Linked DNA regions of Homo sapiens: regions 2 and 3 are each linked to region 1. Evidence: chromatin loops called from intact Hi-C (ENCODE). Cell type or tissue: heart right ventricle. All regions are shown on one strand.

Region 1 (8,000 bases):
ATTTTATGCACAGCATATTCTTCTATAGAGTATGTGCATTTATGCTTTTTCAAAAAATGAGAGATGTATATGGCTTAGAATTGCTGTAATGAATGTTTTCATTAAGCTACGTTCAATATGCTGTATTGATAACCATGAATGATTCCAAGATTTTTCGTCAACATTTTTTAAACTAACTGAATATTCATAGTGTAAGCTTTTTTTTAATCATTTCAGGAAAAATTTTATGGGCTGGATTTATTTCAACCTCACTAAGAAGTTTGGATCTGTGAAGCTTCACATGTGCTTATAGTTTATTGTGGGGGAAAATAATGTTGGATTTTCTTCTCTGTCTTCACTTCAGTTCTGTTTTCATGTTGCGTAATTCCACTTATCCTAATCATAAAGCCAAGAGAACAGCAATGAGGAAGTAGTGTAAAGGCAACCTATTAGACTAAGATGCCTGACCATCTCTAGTTCATGCTGATGCTCAGATCATATGTAGATATCTTGGTATTTTCTATTCCTGGTTACAAAGGCCTTTATCTGGTTCTTAGTTACCTTACTCTGAATAGAGTATATTCACCTCCATTTAAAATTTTTTTCTTAATATAGTGAACTGTTTACTATCTCTTAGTCTCCTCAGCCTGCTCACTACCGGAAAGGTAGGAGGGGAAGGGAGGGGAATCGTGTCTAAGCATTTGATTGATTACTTTCATAATTAAAAAAAAAATTCACCTAGGTCCTGCCATGCATTTTGATTAATAGATTCACACCATCTTTCTCTCTCTCTCTCTCTCCCCCATACGCACACTAAAAATAATCAAAGGCCTTGGGGGCTGTGCAGAATAGAGAGATGAGCTGATTTGCTTATAGCCAAGGGTAATTAGGAAGTCTGAAAACCGTGACTGTAGTAAAATTAAATTTGTTGATTTTTATATTGCTCCACCACCAAAAAGAAGGAACCCTTGACATTTAGAGAACATTAAAGTGACATTATCTACCATTGGCAGAAAAGAAGCTCACGCTTATATGCAGTGCTGCAAAATAAGATGGCAGAGGCAAGAGGGAGAGGTGACACAAGGTTGTATATCCACACTCTGGCATTTAGGGAAGTACAACTTTATACATGTTTCTCTTTTATCATGACTACATTGTGTTTGAAGCCATGAAAAATAAACGTCTTGAAGTCTTAGATGTAGGGGTCAAACGTATCCAACAATTACTCATTGTAAAGAGATTCAGCTTTTCATTTTATACTTGTCAGTGATCCCATCCAAACCAAATTACAAAGAAGGAAGTGTGTACCTTACTCAATGGGAAGCTTAAGTTTTGTGAGATGAGATTTATTACTTGTGAAGCAGTTTTTATCAAGACCTTCAGTAGCTGATTTCTGTAAGAGAATGGAATATTCTGTTAAATGAGAATGAGTTTAGCATATAGGAGTAAAAACATTGATATTTGCCTTAAGGTTATCTCCCTTTGTTGGTCAGATGGGTGTTATGTGGAAGTCCATGAATCTTTTCCTGTACATATGCACAGTAGATGACCACAAAGTGTGCTATGACTAAAGCTGCTGTCCAAGTTCCCAGCTACCCTTAGCCTAGACCACAGCTGTAAGATCTGAACTTTGTCCATGAGCGTGGGCCAAACTACAACCATACCACTGAGTGGTATATAGACAGCAGTGTAAGAGAAATGCTAGTTGAGTCTAAGTCTAACTCTTTCCCAGGCAAACAGTGTCATATGGTCAGCACTTCGAAATGTGCTGGCCGCTCTTTCAAAGGATCATTTATAGTGGTGTTAATACTCTGCATGGATTGTATCTCTAAAGGTGATGAGACAGTTGATGATTTTTAAGCACATGGGGCTTATAATGTAGCATGTAGAAGTAAAATGAGATGAGCATTTTCTCTCCTGGATGGACAAAAATGTGCTATCAATGATGTTTTTAAAGAAAAACACGATAGAAAACCGATAACCTGGGAAAGAAAAAGTAGGACAAATCAAAAGGAATAGCTGTTCAGCTTCCTTCTGGGGGACTCAAAATGTCACCCTGCTGCAGAGCTTTCTTTACTCTCGGCCTCTGCATTCACCAGACCAGGGTCAGTGATGTTCCATTTCTGCACCCCCCTCCATATTTATCCTCTCTTACGCTCCGTTGTTGAGGGAAGCCCTAATTTTTTTTAAGTTAAAAATAACTCCAGTTTATATTAAAGATTAACAAAATTAAAAGTAAAGAAGGTGTGGTTTAGAGGGGAGAGGAAATAGCATGAGGGAGGATCAGCATATGATACACTGGATTAAAAGCCAGCAGGATGAAGTGAACTTGAGTAATGGAGGGAGTAATATCCTTTGTCTTGCTTGTCCTTTGAAATGTACAGGGAGCTTAGAATGAAAGGAGGCATATGGCCTGAGAAGTGAGAAGAGACACTTTAGGCACTTTTCTATCAGTTACTTGCCTCAGCCTAGTATGAGGTGTGTTCTAACAGCACAGACGTAAGTCTACAGGGAGTGATGAAAAAATGTCCACAGGTCAAAATTATAATTAACAGCATTGATAATGATAATCATCAGTATCATAAGGTAATCACAGTATGAAGTGGGCGGCCATGGTGTTTGGGAGGTAATATTTGATTCATGGCACAGCCTTTCATGGTATGGGGGGGGTAGGGGCACCAGAATTATCTCTGCAAGGTTTCAAAAATATAGATTGTTGAAAGAAACTAATTCCTCTGGTTACATGGAGTCATGGATTGAGAATTAGCAGACTTGTGTACAGGTAGAATGAAGCCTGAATAGATGCCTCTTCCATCTCTTCCTCCTCCACGTCACCTTTCTCAAAGCAATCACATGTTGTTAATGTTCGCCTGACACCGTCTGGACTTACTGGCCACATAGGAGTATGTTCTCTGGCGTTTACTCTTCCTGCTGTCTCTCTCTTCCCGTCTTCCCACCTCTCCTATCCTGGATTTTCCTGAATGTGTTTATCCCTTCTTCTTTGTACAGTTGGCAGTTTTTCAGAGCACTTGGATCAGATAAATGGACGAAGCGAGTGTGTGGACAGTACAGATAATTCCTCAAAGCCATCCAGTGAACCCGCTTCTCACATGGCTCGGCAGCGATTAGAAAGCACAGAAAAAAAGAAAATCTCGGGGAAAGTCACAAAGTCCCTCTCTGCCAGTGCTCTTTCCCTCATGATCCCAGGAGGTAGAGAGATACTACTTGCATGAAATTGTGTGATTTGTGCATGTGGTCCCATCCCTCCTCTCCCAATTTGGAATGCTGAATGAGATGCAAGATTGCTTGAAGTAATAACGGGTCATGTCCCAGGACAGCTCTTGAGAGCTTCTGCCTGCAGACTCTGAATTCTTCCTGCAGGATTTGTAGGGCCGCCAAGGAGCATTTTGGCCTATTTCATCTCACTTTCTGCATCAGGGGTACAAGAGAGGCTTCCTTCCCATGAAAGCTTGTTTCTGTTTTGTTTCCTTTCGTTTTCTTTTCTCCCTCCAAGTTAAATGATAAATTTTCCTTCCTTGAATAATTTTTTTTCTCTAGAGTATGTATAATTTATACACTTTATAGAGCTGTTTACAACATTTGTGTTGGAAAGCTAAGTATATAGTTTTTCTCATCTAATTAATGAGGAAAATAGTTAAGCTTTTCATTTCTGGAGATAGAGTCACAGACAGCATTGAAATTCTAGGTTTTCCCAACCCTGTCAGTTGAGCTATGCTTCCTCCTACTGGTAGCAAATCATCTTCTGCCCTGTTTTGGAAAACTGGGCTTAATTAAGGTTTTGTTGAATTGTAGTATTTTCCCACAAACTGGTTTTGCCACTACTGATCACTAACTCTGTAGTAATCCCACTGGCAGAAATGAAATATACACCCTGATGGTTGTGATATCACTCAAATGACAGCAAGAGAGTAGAATGGGACTCGAATTATATTGCAGATGGCTTGTTTTTGGAAGAAAACAGATCATGTATAAAAGGCATTGTTTATGTTTTTGAAGCTTCATATTTGTGCAGAAAGCAATTTGACATAAACAAATGCTCATTTGGGAGTAGTGCTCAATCTAGCAGATTCAGTTTCTGGGAGGTGTCCTGTTTAGCACCATAAAACAAACACCTGTATCCCTAGTCTGTGTGACTCTTCATAAGCTGAAGATGATGGTCCTGGTGCAGCTGCACAGATGGGAAGGTAAGTTGGATATGGGCCAGTGCAGTTTTGAAAGCTGGTTAGGAAGCCCGTACTTTGGTAGAACAAGGAAATTATTTGATTTGGGGAGATAAGGGAGACCATCAGAAGGTAAAGAAGTGGGGGCCTGGCCTTTCAGCAGTTTGGGATCTATGTGTGTCCACAGTGACCTCCTCCCACCTGCATGTCTTGAAGTTCCCTGCCTGCCAGCATGCATCTCTTCCCCTGTCCTTTGATTAGACAGAAGAGAGCCAGCAGAAGACAGCCAAGATGCTACATGAAGTCAGAGAGGGAAGGAGCATGGGTCATGATACAGTTGGCTTTGCTCTTCTTTGAACAAGCATAAGAATTGAAATAGTGGGTAGTATGGATACTTTCAGCTTACGGTAGCCACAATGGAACTCACCACACCCTGGTGAGCCTTCAGTAGCACTGGGAACTTTGTAGCCTGGCTCCAACCGAGCTCATGTTTAAACCGCAGCATGTTTTGTAGATTATTCTGCCTTTTCTCAAGTGCACACACACACAGACAGTTTCACATGACCAGTTAAGATCTGTTTAGATTCACGTAGATGAAACAAGGATATGAACTAAAAAGCATTCATTTCTGCTGCTATAACAAAATACTTTAGACTGGGTAAGGTATAAATAACAGAATTTGTTGATCACAGTTCTAGAGCCTGGGAAGTCCAAGATCAAGGTGGCGACAGTTTCAGCATCTGACAAGGGCTTGTTCCTCATGGACAGCACCTTCTCTATTTCCTCACATGGCAGAAGGGAAGAACAAGCTCTCTGCAGCCTCTTGTATAAGGGCACTAATTCATTTATGAGGGGCAGAGCCCTCATGACCTAATCACCTCCCAGAGGCCCCACCTCTTAAAACCATTACCTTGGGGGTTAGTTTTCAACATAGGAATTTTAGGGGGACACAGACATTCAGAGCATAGCAGTTTGCTTCTAAAACAAAGAAAGCAGTAGATTTGGTGTTTTGGAATATGCAATGAGATTCTCTTCAGGTTTCTCTATCTCACCTGCATTAGCCTCTCAGAAACCTTATTAGAATTGCAAGTAATATATGTAGAGAATCAGTTGTCACCACAGTAATGTTATTCATTTATAGAGAAGTCACCACTTCATTGTTTTCCTGATTAAAAATTCTTTCCTTTTTTTTTTTCTTCTTTTTTTCTTTTTTTTTTTTTTTTTTGAGATAGGGTCTTGCTCTGTCGCCTAGGCTGGAGTGCCATGGCACAGTCACGGCTCACTGCAGCCTCGACCTCCCAGGCTTAGGTGATCCTCTCACCTCAGTCTCCCACGTAGCTGGGACTACAGGCACATGCCACCTTTCCTGGCTAATTTTTTGTATTATTTGTAGAGACAGGGTTTAGCCATATTACCTGGCTTGTCTTGAACTCCTGGGCTCAAGCGACCAGCCTACCTTGGCCTCTCAAAAGTGCTGGGATTACAGGTGTGAGCCACTACACCCGGCCAGTTAAAATTCTTTAATCAGTATTCATTTAATAGCATTGTAGAAATCAGCTGGTAAATTGATAAATTGCTTTCCTGGCCATGTGTGTTGAAAAGGACCATGTTAAAATTGTTTAGTGAAGAATTTGGAATCCAGTATCTGTTAATATAATACATACAGTCTTCTCCACATGAAGACATACTTGAAATATATGCATCTATGATTTATTTCTTTACTTAAAATAAAACATTAAGTAAAAATGTCACAGCCAGAGGCTAATCCTTGTGGTGTCTTTTAATAAGCATAGAAACTAAAAAATTATAACATGAGAGTATTGAAATTTCTTTCTCTTTCCTAACTGAAAAATTAGTTAAAATAGCAACACTCTTGAAGTTTGACAGTTTTGGAATTCATGCTAGTTACTGATAGAAACATTTTTGTATTATTTCATCTTCATTTTGCTATTGGAAACAAATGGATTTGTGTTGTGACTATGCCCCCAGTCCTGGCAAGGCTCATGGGGTGAGGGTTGCCTGCATGGATGCTTGTGTGAGCCACATGGGCTTTGATGACTGGCTTCTTTGTTACAGATATGTTTGCTGTTTCCCCTCTGGGAAGTCCAATGTCTCCCCATTCCCTGTCCTCGGACCCTTCTTCTTCACGAGATTCCTCTCCCAGCCGAGATTCCTCAGCAGCTTCTGCCAGTCCACATCAGCCGATTGTGATCCACAGTTCGGGGAAGAACTACGGCTTTACCATCCGAGCCATCCGGGTGTATGTGGGAGACAGTGACATCTATACAGTGCACCATATCGTCTGGGTAAGACCTGCATGTCTCGCACTTGGGATTTTTCATTTCCAGCCAAGCTGGAGAGTGGATAGGTTGGCTGATAAATAGCAAATATATTTACTTTTAAGCTTGCATTTGCGACCTGTTTCATTTTCCTTTTAGAGCTCCATCCCTGTATGTGTATGGTGGAATTGAATTTAGCAAAAACGAATATCTCATAATTCTGTCCAGTTTTCATATTCGATTGTTCTTTCTTACATACCAAGCTGGTAGACATAGTCAAAGGCAATCCTATTTCCATCCTTCTTTTATTTTATCATTTTTTCCTAGCCTTCTTTTTAAAAATGACCTTCTCAAATCACCTGAAATGTTTTGGTCATTCATTTTTTTTTCTTTGTGGCTCTGGTACTTTCAGTCTGAATCACCTGAAAATTTCTAAGTACCATAGAAAGTTTCCTATTTTAGAATAATGATAGAATAGGAATAGTAAACGTACCTGTTAGATTTTCTATTAGAGGCTTAGGACATTTGCTAATTAACTCATTATTCTCCCAGAAGACACAGTAGGTGTTAGAGTAGTCATTTGTTTGCCTACAAATATCCTCTCCTCTTGGACTTTAGAATGTAGAAGAAGGAAGTCCGGCATGCCAGGCAGGACTGAAGGCTGGAGATCTTATCACTCACATCAATGGAGAACCAGTGCATGGACTTGTCCACACAGAAGTTATAGAACTCCTACTGAAGGTATTGTATGTTTTATGTCAGGGCCATGCTGATGAGACAGGCAGCCCAAAGGGGCTAGTACCAGGAGATTGATTTCCCTGTGTCACACCCATGTCTGATTACTGAGAAAGTATTCATTAGTCTCAAGTTTAAAGACAAAGATATTATGAATTCTCTGGTTTTATGTCATGAAATAATGTCCTTATATCTGCATACTCATTCCCTAATTTAATTTTGCTTCTCATTCTAAATTGTAAGTAGTAAGAATTCTCTTTGTTTATATACCTTACACAGTGACATCTATTTGGAGAGTCACCTATCCTGAAGGTGACTTCCTTCAGGAACTTCTAACAGGTTTCATTCTAGTATACTAGAAGACAAAATTGTATTAAACTGTGAGGTTTGATCTGAAGGTTTAGTCTGAGAATTAGAGTTCCTTTGAAAGATAAAATTGTAAATATATACACATGTACTATAAATTATAAAAAATAAGTGGTACTGAAAGAAGAAGTTCTAGCAATTATTAGGCCTCCCTCCCCACCATACAAATTAACTTAAACAGGGATCAATTTCTACTTAAAATGTAAGCAGAATATAGCCTATGGAGTAAGAAGGTCACAGGAAGCATGACTGTAAATGGAGAGAGAGAAAGGACACACACTGATCCTCTCAGATAGCTCTCAGATAGTTCTGTTCAGTTATTTGATTTGTCTTTTTCATTCTTTATAGCAGCGTTGTATTTTATGCAGAACAGCTCCTGCGACAGCATATCTCTAGATAGTATCATATGTCTGTTCACAACATTAGAATAAGAAATAATACACTGAAATGTATATATTGA
Region 2 (8,000 bases), 49 kb before region 1:
TAATAAAGCTGACCTGGTCGTCAGTCAAAATGAAATCGTTGCTGTCTCTAAATTCTGTATGTGCCTACGGAAGACACCCCCAAGACCATTTTTAGTCATACACACATACTTTGTGTTTCTAACAGCTCTTCTCTGAAGTGTTTATTTTATTGAAGACGTTAGTATCATATAATTATTAGGCTCAATATTCCTATTTTTTCCTCCAAAATGAAATTTTAGCTTCCAGAATTACTCCTTTTGCCAATAGAGAGAAGGAACTATTTAGATGACGGACTGCAGGTGCTGTAGTGTGAAAGTTCAATTATTTTTTTCTCCTTATTGATTGTTGATAAAAGTGATGAGCGAAAACTAGGAAAGCTACTTCTCTATTTTTCTCAGTTTCTTTGTGTTTCTATTCTTTAAATATTAGGGCAAAAACTGTGTAAAACTTCTTAGTAGTTGCAGGTTTTTCTTTTCTAAAGCTAAGCTGAATCACTCTTAGATTCTTATTTCCCTGGGTTAACTGTTAGTCATTTAGCCAATCAGAAATTTACTTTAACTGTTTAAAAAATCAAAATGTAGAATATATACGAATAAAATTGCAAGCATTTTGAAAATATAGTTTAAACTTTACAGATAATTTCAGCTGTTGTCTGAGTGCCAGACTGAAATGTAAACATTATAATATCTGTATCCTTTGGCTATTATGGAAACTGCAAAATTGCTAAATGTTAAAAATGCTATATTCGGAAATTTGAAAGATTTAGCCAGATGAAGTAAATCAGTCATCCCAGAGAATATTCAGTATTGTGGTTTCTTGAAACATCACAGTTTGCAGTTAAAATTAATTTTTGGACCTTTTCCAATGTGATATTCAGATAATTCTTAATTTTGAAATAAGTACTACAGAATTGTATCAGTAGGAAGACATTCTCCCGTATGTTTCTTACCAGATAAATTATTTTCTGCTGAAAGTACAGAAATAAGAATATAAATACTCATAAAAATATGAAGTATGTCTATCAAATGATATGATTTAATAAAAAGTAGAAACTTGTATGTGCATATGAATACTATCCTTTGCAAAATGGTTACCTGGAGAGACTAAATGCTTACTGAATGATATCATGACTCAGAACATGGTTTTGGAACTCTAATTGCCTGAAGAACTAGCAGCATAATTTTTTGTGTAAATCTTCATTCTTTGGACCCTTCTCTGAAGTCAATAGATACTGTTCCTGTGCAAGTACAGTTGCATGGTATCTTGAGCCTGGTGTGTTTTGGAATTTTCACTTTTAGAAAGGCAACATCCCTGTTCTGTACATAACAGACCAGCAACAGTGGGGCCAGCTGCTCATAATCAAATATATTAATATTTCTGCAGCAGTTTGAATCAACATTCATACTAAGTAGATTAAATAAATATTTTAAACAGCTTCCCATCAGTTCAGTTGGTGCTTTGCCACCAAAAGAGATTACTGTAAACTTAGGAACAAACTTCTGAGTTTGTGGGTTTTGAAATCTTGGATACAGGATTGTGGACATTGATTTACCTTTGAAACATATCTATAGATTCTTAATTCTGTTTGTCTATTTGCTAATTTCCTTATCTTTCCTCTTATCACCACTGCTTATCTCCTGCTTGCATTGATTTTATTTTATTTTTTTCTTGATTTCTTGACTTGATTTAGTTCATGTGTTTTATTTCTTTTTTCTTAGTGAGAAGTGTTTAAGGCCATGACTATACTTACTGAATACAGCTTTGATTTATCTCATAAGTCTAGTAGTGCTCTCATTTTTTTATTGCTTGTAAAATAATCTCATTACATTATAAAAATTCCTCTTTGTCTCAATATGTACTTAGTAAGATGTTTTATAATTTCAAGTTATAGGAATAATTTTTAAGCTTTAGGCATTAATTTCTAGTTTTGCTGCATTGCAATGTTTCAGTATTTATGAAGGATACTCTTAATATAATGATTTTTAAAAAAAATGCTTACTAGAACTGACATTTTAAAATAAGTAGTATCTTTCAAAATACGCTTATTCTAACCATGTTTCCATTTACTAAAAAATTTCTGAGTCTCTTTTATTAGAATTACTTAAGGAGTTTACCTCTGACTGAAAATGAAAACAATTAGTTTCTTTGCTTTTTAGTTAAATGTTTCAGATTGATTAAAAGCAGGGTTATTTAGCTGTTCATCTTTCCTGTCTTTCCTTGTTCCAAATGTTGAATGACGATTTTCAAAAAGCAAATCTACAGGCATGGAACAAAAAATTCACCACCACTTGAAGGTTTTTTTTTTTTATTTTAAGTTATAATCTCAGCCCCCTACTCCCTCCAAAGAAAAGGAAGAAAGAAAATTCAATTCCAGATTTTAAGACAGTGGCTTTATTGGGAAAAGGATCTTCTTTAATCCCTCCCGTTTTACTCATGCCACACACTGATGCATTGTAAAGAGAGGTTTCATTGCCTTATTGACGATCTCATATCATACCATTTATTTCATGTTATTTACCTAAAAGTCCGCATTTGATTTTGAGCAGCAGTAAACTCGGGGGTGCCATGTTCAGTTGAGAACTAATCTGTGATACAGTGCTCCCTAATGTCACTCCAGTGGTCGCTTTCTTGCTTTGGCTTTGACTGGTTCCGATCCATTTTCAGAGCCTGGGTTTTCTCCAGAGAGAAAACTATCTTTTGGGAAATTATAAACAAATGAGGCAAAATATGGAAAGCATTTTGAACTCTGAGAGAGAACATCAAGTTATACATTTAGGCAGTCGTTCTTATAACTTTAACATGAAAAAGAAACAATAAAAATGGTGGTATTGTCCAAGTTTAACTCATCGATCTCTCCTGTTCATTTGAAGAGTTTCTTTCTGAGGTAGTTATGTGACCTCACTTTGGTTTTTTTCAGTCATCCTGTTCCTCCCAGGAGAAGTTGCATCAGTTACCATACCAACCAACACCAGACGAGTTACACTTCTTATCAAAACATTTCTGTACCACCGAAAGCATCGCCACTGAGAACAGATGCAGGAACACGCCGATGCGCCCCCGTTCCCGAAGTCTGAGGTGTGTGGGCCTGGCTGAAAACCATTACTTAGTTGGATTCTCTATTTTCAAACATTTTGAGTGAACACTTCGGTCCTTTAGGTCATATGTGTGTTAACTGACTTGCAAACTATTACAAATATAGTGTGATGTTTCCATGTACACATAATATTGTTAATTACCATTGAAAGGCATCTTATAAGTTTCCTTTTCAGTTCTCACAATTTGCTGATTGCAGCAGTAGTAATCACGATGGTCTTGGGACTACCTATGAAAACATCTAGCCACTGGAAATTTCAAGGCAGTGCAAAAGCAGTTAATGTTGTTATGTTAAGAGGCAACAGCTTCGTGGAAATAGAAGGACAACAAGAATAGGAGGATTTTTTAAAATTCCAGATTCCATATTACAAAATATCTTTGTTCTTTCTTCCCATCGTAAGTCTTACTTTTCTCTAAGACTGTGAACACATTTTTAGGAGTTTGTGTCACCTGAAGTTTGTGGATGCCAAATGTAGTCCACCTAACACTGGGTAGGGCCAGTTTTACTGTGAGTTTGTTTCCTCAGGAAGCAGAATCTAAAACAGAGCTTCTTGTTCAGCATGTTTCTTAGGGAGTGCTTTCGAAATTAGCACCTGTGGGAGGGAAGGGAGAGGCAGGATTGGACAGAGGGAGAAGTCCAGCAGCCTTAGCCGACTCCATGGAGAGCTCGGGAACGACAGGACTCAGCAGAGTTGCTCCCCTGGGCCAAATGCGACTTCTTTTATATCCCTACCTCAGTCACTGGGTCCCTCACTGGATGTGGCACCCTGGGAAAGACTCAGCCTCAGGCGAGATGACTCCTTGCAGCTGATGCCATCCCTGCAGGGACTGGCAGCTGAAGGTTTCTGTGGATAGCACTCCCAGAAGCCGGGCAACAGGTCCTTCTTTGAAGGAGGGATCAGGATAGGGCATCACTTATCCGCTGCAGTATGAGATCTTTATGCTATAGAATTAGTGCACTTTGATATATTAAGGTTTTATTATATTAAAAAATAGCTTATTTATTAGGCGGTCAGTTGAATATCAAAGTTTAATGAGAAGCAATTTCCCTTTGTACTTTTTGTCTTTACTTAGTCTCATAAACTAATACTAAATATAGCCACACTGGATAATTGTGAGACATGTTAGATTATTCTGAGATATGGAATTAACAGCTGGTTTTACTATTTCATCTACAGGCACCATGTTTTACTACATTGGTGCCATTTTTTGTTTTATTAAAGGAATTCCTAAGGTGCGTAGTATAAGCTGTATCCACTTAGGAATATAAACACACCGAAGTTGCACAACTATATATCACTAGGAAGGAAGATAAACCTACTATTGAAAGAGTAAAGAAGAATGCACAATAGTTGTATGCCTCTGTTTCATATAATACATAATGCCTACCTCAGCATCCTAGATAAATATTTGCTAGGCTAGAAAATGGATCTCAATTATGACACCTGTGCCATGGAAGACTTTCAGACTTCTTCAGTGATGTGTGGCAGACCGCAGGTGTATGATAAAAGTGTGAAATTATACTGTTAAATGTGTCCTAGATGTTGCTCTTTGTAGCTATCCTATTTTATTTTATTTTGCAGTTTGTTAATTGTTTTCCAGATCTTATGCAAGCTCATACTACATGCAGAATATAATTTCAATTTACAAACATTTTCTGAACTAGTATTGTATTGTAACTATGATGATTTTGTGGCATTCCACTTCTTGAGCTTTCTTTTTCAGTCCTATTCAGAGTATCTTTGTGTTTATGGGAATGTATGTGTGCATGTGTACTAATGACTGATTTTGTAGTTTATTATCTGATATACTTTTCTTACAAAGGTTGCATAGTACTTTTGATGCAACTGACTGTTTATAAATAAAAAGCTTATTTTCATTTCATGCTGTGGCAAGTTTAAAAGGGTAATTTGCTTTGCTTGCAGCCCTGGACGTTCTCCCGCCTGCTGTGACCATGAAATAATTATGATGAACCATGTCTACAAAGAAAGGTTCCCAAAGGTAATGAATTGAATTGAAGATGCCTAGCATCTAAACGAACAGGCACCATAGGTTTAGAGTCTGTAAGGTTGTTTTGTTATAGGAAGTAAGGGTCCAATCTAGTAATGATTTGCATAAAACAGCTCCATAGTCTTCTTAGAAAGAGAAAATAACTAAAAAAAAATGTTAAGCTAACAACTGCTGAGAACTAGCTGTGCTCTACGTGTGCTGAGCTGGCTCTAAAGTGAACCTGCCACTTGTGCACCACACACGGGGTGGGCCTGGTGAGGTGCCGTAGGGAGGGTCTACTTTGAAAGGCCTCTAGACTGTGCACTCTGTACCCATATTCTGGGCCTGCTGCCACATTGTTAAGTAGAGACTGTTTTTCTCCGTTAGAAGCCTGTAGATTGGTGTGTCATGAGAGTTGCTGTTGTTGTTGTTTTTCCACATTACTTTTCTGTGATTTCCTATCTCTTTAGACATTGTATTTCTAAACCTATTAATTTAGAAGAGAAGGCACAGTTGTCGTGTTCTCCAGTTAGACTGGTAAAGGAACATGAATTGAGAGAGCAATTGTGAAGGGCTGCTGCCAAGCCCCTGGCTGCAAGGACCTGCTCTCAGATGGTCCCATTAGCTCACCTTGTTTCCACGTCTTTCCCACCAAAGCATTTCTGCACATTTGGGAGAAGGCCCCTCTCCACGTTTTTCCGATCCACCCCCACAGCCTGTGTTGCCCTAAACAGGAGAACAAATGAAAATCTTTGGTTTCATAAATCAAGAGTAGAGTACTTATTATTTGCAACTAACCCAACATTGATGTCATTGATTAAAGCTGTTTTAGCTATTTATCACATGTCACTTGCTCACCAGGGAAACAGATACTGACTGTTAACCTAGTTAATGCAGGTTAGGATATTAGAGGGGAGGAGGAGGGAGGAAGGAGAGGGAGTCTCCCTGCATATATAATTAATGTAAGCAAGGAATATGGATTAGGCAGTGGGTGACCAGAGAGAATGAAATGAAAGTTGGAAAGGAAATTTTAGATTTATTTTACCAAGGGAGTCCCCTGGGACTTTTACATAGGATGTAGCTTTGTGGCAAAAGAAGATGATATAAGATGTGTGCTCCTGGCACATTAAAACCTAGCCCGAAAGATACATTTTTAGCTTAGGTTGTGGAACTCTAGCAACAACCTGATGTTTAAGTACAAAAACATAAAGAAATGTTTGATATTTTGGACAGTCCATCTGAAAGAGCCCAAGATCTTAAATGAAAGCGTAACAATTCACAGATACAATCTGAGTTACTTGAAGAAGCTTACAGAGACCATTTTACATTTGATAGAACACAGAAAAGGGAGATTATCATTCTGAAATGTTGATTTCACTTATGTACCCTCAGATCTGTATTTCACATGCTGAGGCTGCTGCTTTTTTATAGCAACTTTTTAAGAACAGTTTTAGCTTCACAAAAAAATTGAGCAGATGGTACAGAGATTTCCCATGTACCTGGGAAGGCTATGCATGAATGCCCCCAACATGCATTAGGGTTCATTCAGCCTTTGTGTTGTATAATCAATGGGTTCAGACAAATGTCTGATGACATGTATGTACCATTATTTTATCAGAAGTGAGGCTTCTTTTAAATTTGATTTCTAGAATCCCATTTAACAACTTGTGGAGGTCTCTGAAAATGCTGTAAAAATGTGATGATTGAATTGTTTACATGTGTGTTTCCTCGTATTACATCTGTGTATGTGTGTCTTCTCTATATAGGCTACAGCTCAGATGGAAGAACGTCTAAAGGAAATTATCACCAGCTACTCTCCTGACAACGTTCTACCCTTAGCAGATGGAGTGCTTAGTTTCACTCACCACCAGATTATTGAACTGGCTCGAGATTGCTTGGATAAATCCCACCAGGGCCTCATCACCTCACGATACTTCCTTGAATTACAGCACAAATTAGATAAGTTGCTACAGGAGGTAAGAACCATGTACCATATAGTTTTCTGATTTATTTTGCTTTTCCCTGAAAAAAATTTTTTTTTGCTTACAAGTTATAACCATGAAATGGAGTTCACATTCCAGAGAAGCAAAAAAGAAGGAAAAAAAAAAAAAAACTCACCTGATTGCTACTTGCTATAAATTGATTCTGGTCTTTATTTATAGTAATAGAAAATTAATGTAATAACCTTTACAGGAATCTTAGGACCCAACAATCTATGACTCTAGGATAAGTGGATTGTGAAGGATTTTGAAGCAGTGATTTTTTCCCCCTTTAACCATAAAGTTATAAATTGCCTGAGCGTATGTGTGTTATTTGATGATGCTATCTAGTTCTATATCTGAAAAAGCTAAATGGAAAATTGCTGGCTTCTTCCAGGCTGTGTGTTCTATTAATTAACCTGCATGTGGTGTTGAGTAGTGAATGGCAACCTATATTTTCATTAGTGTCAGTTCTTCTTCTAACAAAATATCCAATTTCCAAAATGACAGATAAACACAGGACCTGTCTAGGCCTAACACTTGCATGCCTAGCACTTGATAACACCCAGGACAGGAAGAGAGTCTGTATGGGGGAATGGAATGCATGTATAATATTGCTCTTCTGGCTGAAATTGACCAGCCACAGCCTAAAATGAAACCTATTTAGTCTATGTATTTGTATATATTGTATTTTTGTATCTCACAGGGCACAAATTATGCCTTTGCAAACATAATTATAGATAGTTTTCTCTAGACATGAATATGTAAATAATTGCAGAAAACTGAAGGAAAATATTAGCATCCTAATTTTTGAGAACTCTATCTATCCTTGCCCCTGCAGAATTTAGCTGGCGAGATAAGATCCTTCTCTGGCTGGCAGCCGCTGCTTTTCTCCCCTTTGCCCTCTAGGCCTTCTATACTCTTTCCCGATTTCTCACATTGCAACCAACTGCAGTCCA
Region 3 (8,000 bases), 160 kb before region 1:
AGTGCCAGTTTCCTCATCTGTATATTGGGGAAGTTCACATTAATCTTTCCATGTTTGAGGATCATTAAGTACCAGGCACAGGGGAAATGATTAGTAAATAGTTTCTACAAAACTGAGGGGGAGGGGAATGGGGAGGGATTAGAGGTATTTGCTTTTGTCATGTTGTGATTTGGTTATTTCATTGTGTAATGTTGTGATTTGTCAACAGAGGTTTTATGCCAGTGTTATGACTTTACACAAAGCCTTAGTAGAGGTGGAGCTCCTGAAGGAATACAAAGATGTAACCTATGACTTCAGATAGTGGGGTTTACAGAGTGAAATATTGTTCAATTCAAACAGAGGAGGACAGAGAAAGAAGTCCTGGACCATGCCTCTCAAAATCTTTTGGCTGACAGTGCTTAGTGGTAACACAGAGGAGGCACTGTATTCATTCACACAATCTTCATTTCAGCAAGTGTTTTTGAGAAGCTACCACCAGCCAGGCTGTGTTCTAGGCTTTAGGGATACGGTGACAGACAGGATAGAGAAAGTCTCTGCTCTCATGGAGCTTATATCCCAGTGGGGTGCAGGGATTTGGAGAAGAGGATGTAACATAAACCAGAAAAACACTGGAGGAGTGACAAGTGAGCTGCAGAGAAGTAAAACAGGGGAGTCCATGGCTTCTTTCTTCCTGAAGGAGTGGCATGCGAGCTGGAACTAAATGACCAGAAGGCAACAGCCATGAGAAAACCAAAGCAAAAGCCTCCCAAGTAAAGAGGCCACCCAGGGCAGAAGCAAGCTAAAGAAGAGTGGTGTGGGCACAGGGCACACATGTGGATGAGTGGGCAGAGAGGCAGGGCCAGGTCCACAAGACTTCATAAGTTGGAGTAAGGAGATTGGGCTTTCCTTTAAGCAGGATGGAAAGAAAGCACTTGATATTTTTATTTTTTTGTTTTAAGTTCCGGGATATAAGTGCAGAATGTGCAGGTTTGTTACATAGGTATACGTGGAAAACACTTGATATTGTAAAGTAGGGTAATAACATAATCTGATTTGCCTCTTTAAAGTTTCCCTGGTTTCTGTGTAGAGGGTGGATAGAGCTCAAAAAGTAACTTAGAATGAGAGAGAATGTTGCCTTGGACTACAGGGGTAAATAGTGAAATTGGAGAGAAGTAGATGGATTCAGGCTGTGTTCTGAGGGGGAAATGTGTAGGGCTTGCCAAGGGATGAGTTGGAGGATGGGGGCGGGGCGGGGGGCATTGAGGGAAACAGCAAAAACAAGGATGGGTCCTAGATTGTCCACTGGATGAACAGAAGATCACGGTTCTGTTTACACAGGTGGGGAAGACTTGAGAGGGCGGGGAGCAGGATCGTGGAAGAAAATTAAAAGTTTTGTTTTGTTTGTGTTGAATTTGAGATCTTTATATGATACTCATGTGGAATCTGGAATTCTAAGGAGAAGTTAGGTCTGGAGAAGTAAATTTGGGACTTTTAGGAAAGTAGGTGGTGTACAGGGCCAGGGGACTGGATGAAGTCAACTAGTGAGAAGTAGCTTCAGGACAGATTCCTGAGACACTGCAGATTGAAATATCATGCTGAGGATCTGGAGGAGGCATGACCAGAGATTAGGAGGAAGACCAGCCAGGTGATTTCAAAGAAGCGGAATGAAGGAGGAGTTTCACACAGGAGAGTGGTCTTCTGTGTGGAGTGATGCTGATCCTTCATTAGGAGGATATGAAATGTCAGATGCTGAAAGGTCTCTGCCCATCTGTGCACAGACCATGGAATTAAAGGACCATTTTGGGGAGGGTTCAGGAGAGGTAGGTGAGTAGAAGGTAGAATGCAGGTGCTGGAAGAAATGTTCAATCAAAGACAAAGGCCCTTAACATGCCAGCAGCTTGAGGGGCCCTAGATTTTCCTGCTGGGCAAATTGGAGTTCTGGATCTTTGAAAGGTACGGAAGAACTTTCCTTTTTGATGCCTTTCCCTTCTTTGTTACCAAATCAGGTTTATTTTTAGTGCCTGCCTTATCTGAGCAGTAGGCCTGGAATGATTTTATAACCTACCTATTTATTTTCCTTTAACCTGTAGCCTGCTTGTGTGTGTCTGTATAGCTGAAAGAGACTTTGAAGTAGGTAAGATACGAGGTTGGGCTTAGAGGAAAGATTAGGTTTTGGGGTAAGTGGAACAAGGGTGTATGGGGTGGGAAAGGGAATCAAAACAAAGGCAGAGAAGGTAAAAATAACTTTCATATGTGGGGCTGCTTCCTATGTCGTTGAATTAGAAAAAATAAAATGGCAATGTATTTAGCATAGTAGTGAAAACTCCAGCAGGTGGTATAGCAACAAGGGAAACCTGAGCTTCATTGACTCCTTGCATCTCACCTACTTCTAAAAAAGACTCAAGTCATCTACATGTAGACAGCACAGTGTGTAGAACTACTCATTCATCCTGTAAACATATATTGATTGCCAATAATGATCCCACGGTAGAGGCTGGGATACCAAGATGGGTGACCCATGACCTTCCCTCAAGGAAAACAGACAAAAACAGCTGTAATATAATAACAGACCAGAGGAAAGAGGATTAATTCTGTCTAATTCCATTTCACCAGGATGTAGAAGTTTGAAAAGTTGTCTATGAGGAAGAGAGGAGGAGGTAGCGAGGCATCCCTTGCTGGGGAGGGCAGGGTCACAGTGGGAGCAGAGTGCAGGGCAGGTCCCTGGGGAGCACAGAGCTGGGAAGGGCAAGGAAGAAGTGTTAAGTGCAGAGTCTGGAAAGGGAAACTGAGCCCAAGCGGGACTTGACTTTTATAGAAAGTATGGATCCATATGTTGTTACACAGAGAAATACTTGCTCTTTATTTTAGAAAGAAAATCTGTAAATGTGCATCATATCACTCTGTCTTTTTCTCTGTTTATTTTTAGCCCTGTGTGTCCAAATGCTGGGAGAACATCACCCCTTGGATGAATTGCCACCACATTAAATAAAACATATCCAAAGCTCATATTGTTTCCTTTCCAGTACTTTCTCTCTGTCTTTCCATATAGACATATATATATTAAAAATATATATGTATGAATTTATATATATATATATATATTTATTTATTTATTTATTTTGAGACAGGGTCTCACTCTGTTGCTCAGGCTGGAGGGCAGTAACACGATCATAGCTCACTGCAGCCTCAAGCTCCTGGGTTCAGTTGATCCTCCCACTTCCTGAGTAGCTGGGACTACAGGTGCACATCACCATGCCTGGCTAATTTTTTATTTTTTAGAGATAGGGTCTCGCTATGTTGGTCAGACTGGTCTTGACCTCCTGGCCTCAAGCAATGCTCCCACCTCAGCCACCTGAGAAGCCAGGATTATAGGCATAAGCCACCACGTCCAGCTAAACGTGTCTATATTTTGTTTCAAACAAATATGCATGTACATGTGTATGCTCTTATCTCTCAAAATCTTAAAGAAGTGTAAGATTATATAAACTTACTAGATTCTTCATGGTGTTGCATGTGCTAGAGCAAATCTTCCTCAATGCTTGTATATTTAATAGCCTGAAAGAATAAATGTTTTTCTAATGGGCATATTTTAGCTGAGGTTTTTTTTTAAGTCAAATATGTATATAAGTATGTGTAAAGTTTATGTGAAAGAAACGAGAGCCTTGTTTTCAGAAGCTCTTCTGTGTCTTGAAGGTGACATGTTTTTGCTTTCTTAAGTGACTTTACAGACGAAAAAGGAGTCACACTTTTACAGTTGATTTGGTGTAACCCTCCTTCATCAGTATCTAGCATATAGAGTATGCTGATGAGTCATGTGCAATGTGTTTTGAAAATCAGAAGTTTTCAGATGAGCTGGAGGCCTGGATGCCTGAAATGGCTTAGGACATAAACTGCTCAAAAATAATTATAATACCCTTTTTTTTGTAATTTTTTTCTACTTTTTTTTTTAGGTGCTCTGCAGGTTCAGAGAAACTTCTCTAGTAACAGACTGAGAAATGGTCCCTAAAGTATGGTGTTTAATTTCAATACTCCTAAAGAAAATCCAGTTTCCTTTGTAAAATGTTCCTTATGTAACAAAACTGTACTGAAAAAATGTGGTATTTTTCTTTCTCTTTATTTTGTCTCCCTATACCACTGAGAAGTTAATGGTTTAAGGAAAATATTTCAAGCCGTACAGATCATGTCAAATATTTGGTTTGGTAGGATTAATATTTTACTGCAGAGTGACAGTGCTAGTGCTGTCCTAGTTTTAGGGATGATTATATAAACTAATGAGCCCCATCCATTAAAAAACTTAGGGAAACAAAAAGCTATTTATTATGTGGATTACACTGACTGTAGTTAGGATTACACTGACTATAGTTAGGACATGGAAGTGTGAAATAGTTACAACGTGGTTGCGTTTAATTAAAGTTGCTCTTTTTGTGATGCTGAGGTTAATAATTATGACGCTGTGCAAATGTTTAATACTGCTTTATTTTAAAAAAAACTCAATGTTTTGTTGTTTTGTGCCTAGCTCTCCACTGGCCTAAAGCTGACTTTTCACTTAAGTTTACCATCCTCTGAATTATTTCCATTACAACAGATTTTAAGAATGACAGTTGGCTGGGGGCATTGTAATTGTATACTTCAGCCACTAGAGGGAAGAGACTCTAGTATTTATTCTGGGGAAAGAAAACGTGCTTCATCTCTCTGATTCTGTCACTGACCTTTAATCTGAAGGGGGTTATCCTTAGCATTGGGATTACCCTTCTTCCTCTTTTAGAGAAAAAACTTTGGGAAGGAAAAGGTAGAATTAAGGATATTGGACCAGGGCTTGATATATGGGTGTATCTGCCTGAAATTTGGGGTTCAACCAGTTCCTTCAAGACAGCTTCCAATGGGCAAGCAGCTTTGTTGGGGGAAGTGAGTGATTCTTCCAGAACTATTTTATCTGTTAGTATAAAATAACAGTAACATGACTAACATTTCTGGAATATTAGACACTGTTTTAAATACTTTAAAAATACTAACTATCCTAGCAACAGTCCTATGAGGTAAGTACTATTATCCCCATTTTACAGAATAGGAAACTAAGGTACTTAGAGGTTAAGTAACTTATCCAAGATCACAGAACTAGAAACTACTGATATTGTGGTTAAAAACATGGGCAGTGGCTCCAGGATTTATGTTCTCAAGCACTGTACAATACTGCCTTTCCACTTATGCCCAGTTTCTCAAGCACGAAGAGACATTCACAGAATTTTGACAAGTTTGAGTCTACAAAGATGAGAGATATTTTGGTTGAAAACTACAACAGGAAAACTGTAGAATCAAAATTTATACCATAATTTACCCAGGAACACATACATGGTTCACATTTTAACGTTTCTAGAATCAGATTGTGGCTTACAGCTTTATTCAGGGAAATAAGACATATTTGTAAACATAATATACCAACTTCATTAATTGTTAAATTTAATGCTCACAAAAACGTATTTGAAAATAATTTCTATTTTAGATCTTTGTACTTCATGAGAATTCCCCAGTGTGTGTGAGGATTACTGAGATTTGAAGTGAAAATATAAAATACTTATATTTTAGAGGAAAAAAAGGTAATGTGGGATGTTGGTGTGTTTTAATTTGTTTGGTAGTATGTCAGATGGGGCTTCCAAAGGTAAGTTTCTAGGACCTTCACGTTGTTAAATGGCCTTGGATCCTGCCTCTTCTCTAGGATTCACAGAAGCATTTTTCAAACCGCACCTGCCCCTCCTTATACCTCCTTGCTCATAATCAGGTTTAGGCTCCTTACTTTCCCTTCAGGAAGTCAGTTATTCTCATCAAGGCTTCAGAAATAGTCCTAGTGTTGAGCACGTGGGAGAGCTGCTTGTCTTCAGAGTGGTTTGACCCAGTCATTGATGAGTTGAAGTTTTCACTGTCTCACTGAGGCATGTGGCAGCTCAGAATTCATTCAAGCAAACTGGGCAGAGTCTGTGGTATTCAGGAATGGAGGCACAGCAGGAATGCAGGTCTGTGGCTTTGATCAAAACCCCTATCCACAAACAAGCAGAGCCCTGTGAATATGGTGAAGCATAATTTTTTCCCCACTGACATTTTGAAACCAGCTCCCTTACAGAAAGAAATATAGTTTTGGACAAACTTCAGGGAGTTTCCAAGAATTTTCAATAAACAACACAGTCACACTAAGCAAAATTTTTTTTCAATCCAAGAAGAATAAAACATTTTTCTAGAATATATAAAATATGGTAGTTTTATTTAGTAAAAATATAAAGGAACTTTAAAACTATCTTAAATCTCTGTTTTAAAGGATTTTTATTTCATCTCATTCTTTAAATTTTAAAATTTGTAATCAATGGCAGAATATTCAGAGACCAGACACATAAATAAATGAGCTGAGAAATGTGCTTTTGTAGCTTTATTCTTGATCTCCACCTTAGGGCATTTCTGTGCTCTCCGGCAAGCCCTCACAGGTTTCACAGGGAGACACAGAGGATTGAGACTTAGAATTTGCCAGCTGTTGACAGATCTATGGAAGAGTCAGTGTGGTAAGAAGTTAATTTTATAAAATAAAATTTATGAATTATCGATGGATTTCTATTATTCATGCTTGTTTTCTTTTAAAGACCTCTTTAAAAATGTATATGGCCTTAGAAACTATTGATTTTGTTTGGAAATTTTAAATACTTAAAAAATACTAACTATCCTAGCAACAGTCCTATGAGGTAAGTACTACTATTCCCATTTTACAGAATAGGAAACTAAGGTACTTAGAGGTTAAGTAACTTATCCAAGATCACAGAACTAGAAACTATAATAAACCTCAGAAATATAGTCTAGGTTGGGTGTGGTGGCTCACACCCATAATCCTAACACTTTGGGAGGCTGAGGCAGAAGGATTACTTGAGCCCAGGAGGTCAAGACCACCCTGGGAAAACATAGGGAGACCTCGTCTCTACATAGAATTTTTTAAAATTAATCAGATGTGGTGGCATATGCCTGTGGTGCCAGCTACCAAAGAGGGTGAGGTGGGAAGATCACTTGATCCAGGGAGATCGAGGCTGTAGTGAGCTACGATCATGCCACTGCACTCCAGCCTGGGAGACAGAAGCCTTGTCTCCCCATCACAAAAAAGCTATGTATTAAGTTAGTTTATATTCAAATTTAAAGAGTCATATGAGCATTCTGTATTACTTGTCTCAGTTGTTGATAAACTTACCTGGTCATGTTTCTCTATGAGACTTTTTCTTAAGTTACTTGACTTGTAAGCTTATAGGTGTAAATATGTTCTAGAGTTTCCTGGAATCTGACAGATAGAGTACATGTGATTTCTTTGGGGAAACAGATATAGTTTTATTTATTGGACTATTTCTTAGAGAAATAGTTATGAATTTAGTTATTCCCTATGAAAGGCTGATTCTTTGGATTAAAAAAATAGGTTCAGAATTATTTGAGTGAAAGCTTCTCAAAAATAATGACTCTGAAATTTAGGACCTTAAATTGCTACCACACTCAAAGAAGAAATTCTGTCCTAAACTGCTCTGAAGTATCAGTGGTTTGAGAGAAGGGATGTTACAGAGACTACAGGCATGAAACAGTCTGCTGATACTTTGCCATTAGAAAAACTGGCTGGCTGGTTTGCATATTCTGGTCTATTCATTTGTTCACTGTTTCCCACTTGTTCTTTCATTTGCTTCCCTTGGAGAGTAGCAAGTTGAAAAAAATTCAGTAGTTTTGGTATGGCTCATATTTACGAAATGCCAAAAAAGAACCAAGAGTTCTTTTTCCTTTCTCCTCGAAAATTGCCCTTGTTTGGATACTTACATGTTATATGATGGGCATAACCCCTGGGTCCCATGTTGATAGATGAGTGTTAGACTCACCCAGAATATTACCTGTCTTATATCTTTGAAGCACATACGAAATAGCCTTTGTGATTTGAGTGACTGGGCCAGTGTTCTCCATTATGTGCAGCAGGCTTCACTCCACAATAAAGCTGAAAGAACTTCACTCCCCAGTAAAGC

Evidence for each region. Peaks named below come from ENCODE experiments on the same cell type or tissue, not always from the same donor. Only the 100,000 strongest peaks of a DNase experiment are listed, where the experiment ranks them.
Region 2: a loop joins it to region 1, with 2.3 times the contacts of the local background. A loop is called at or near these places in 4 of 110 quality-filtered maps.
Region 3: it touches region 1 in a loop (2.8-fold over the local background); 51 of 110 quality-filtered maps call a loop at or near these places.

The regions. Positions count from the first base shown.
Region 1 is chr5:67,146,401-67,154,400 of GRCh38, forward strand. MAST4 (microtubule associated serine/threonine kinase family member 4) reads left to right here. Exons shown (of 29, transcript NM_001164664.2): 24 at 2,989-3,189; 25 at 6,237-6,466; 26 at 7,058-7,180. Among named protein-coding and RNA genes, the nearest start is that of CD180, 46 kb to the right of the region's middle. In heart right ventricle, a CTCF peak has its summit at 3,726 (motif pointing left); no DNase peak of the experiment used is centred here; H3K4me3 peaks cover 1,022 bases; H3K27ac peaks cover 1,460 bases.
Region 2 is chr5:67,097,538-67,105,537 of GRCh38, forward strand. MAST4 (microtubule associated serine/threonine kinase family member 4) reads left to right here. Exons shown (of 29, transcript NM_001164664.2): 8 at 2,898-3,055; 9 at 4,999-5,074; 10 at 6,829-7,038. Among named protein-coding and RNA genes, the nearest start is that of CD180, 95 kb to the right of the region's middle. In heart right ventricle, no CTCF peak of the experiment used is centred here; no DNase peak of the experiment used is centred here; H3K27ac peaks cover 527 bases.
Region 3 is chr5:66,983,539-66,991,538 of GRCh38, forward strand. The region is part of intron 4 of MAST4 (microtubule associated serine/threonine kinase family member 4); the gene reads left to right. Among named protein-coding and RNA genes, the nearest start is that of MAST4-AS1, 17 kb to the right of the region's middle. In heart right ventricle, CTCF peaks have their summits at 4,604 (motif pointing right) and 4,806; no DNase peak of the experiment used is centred here.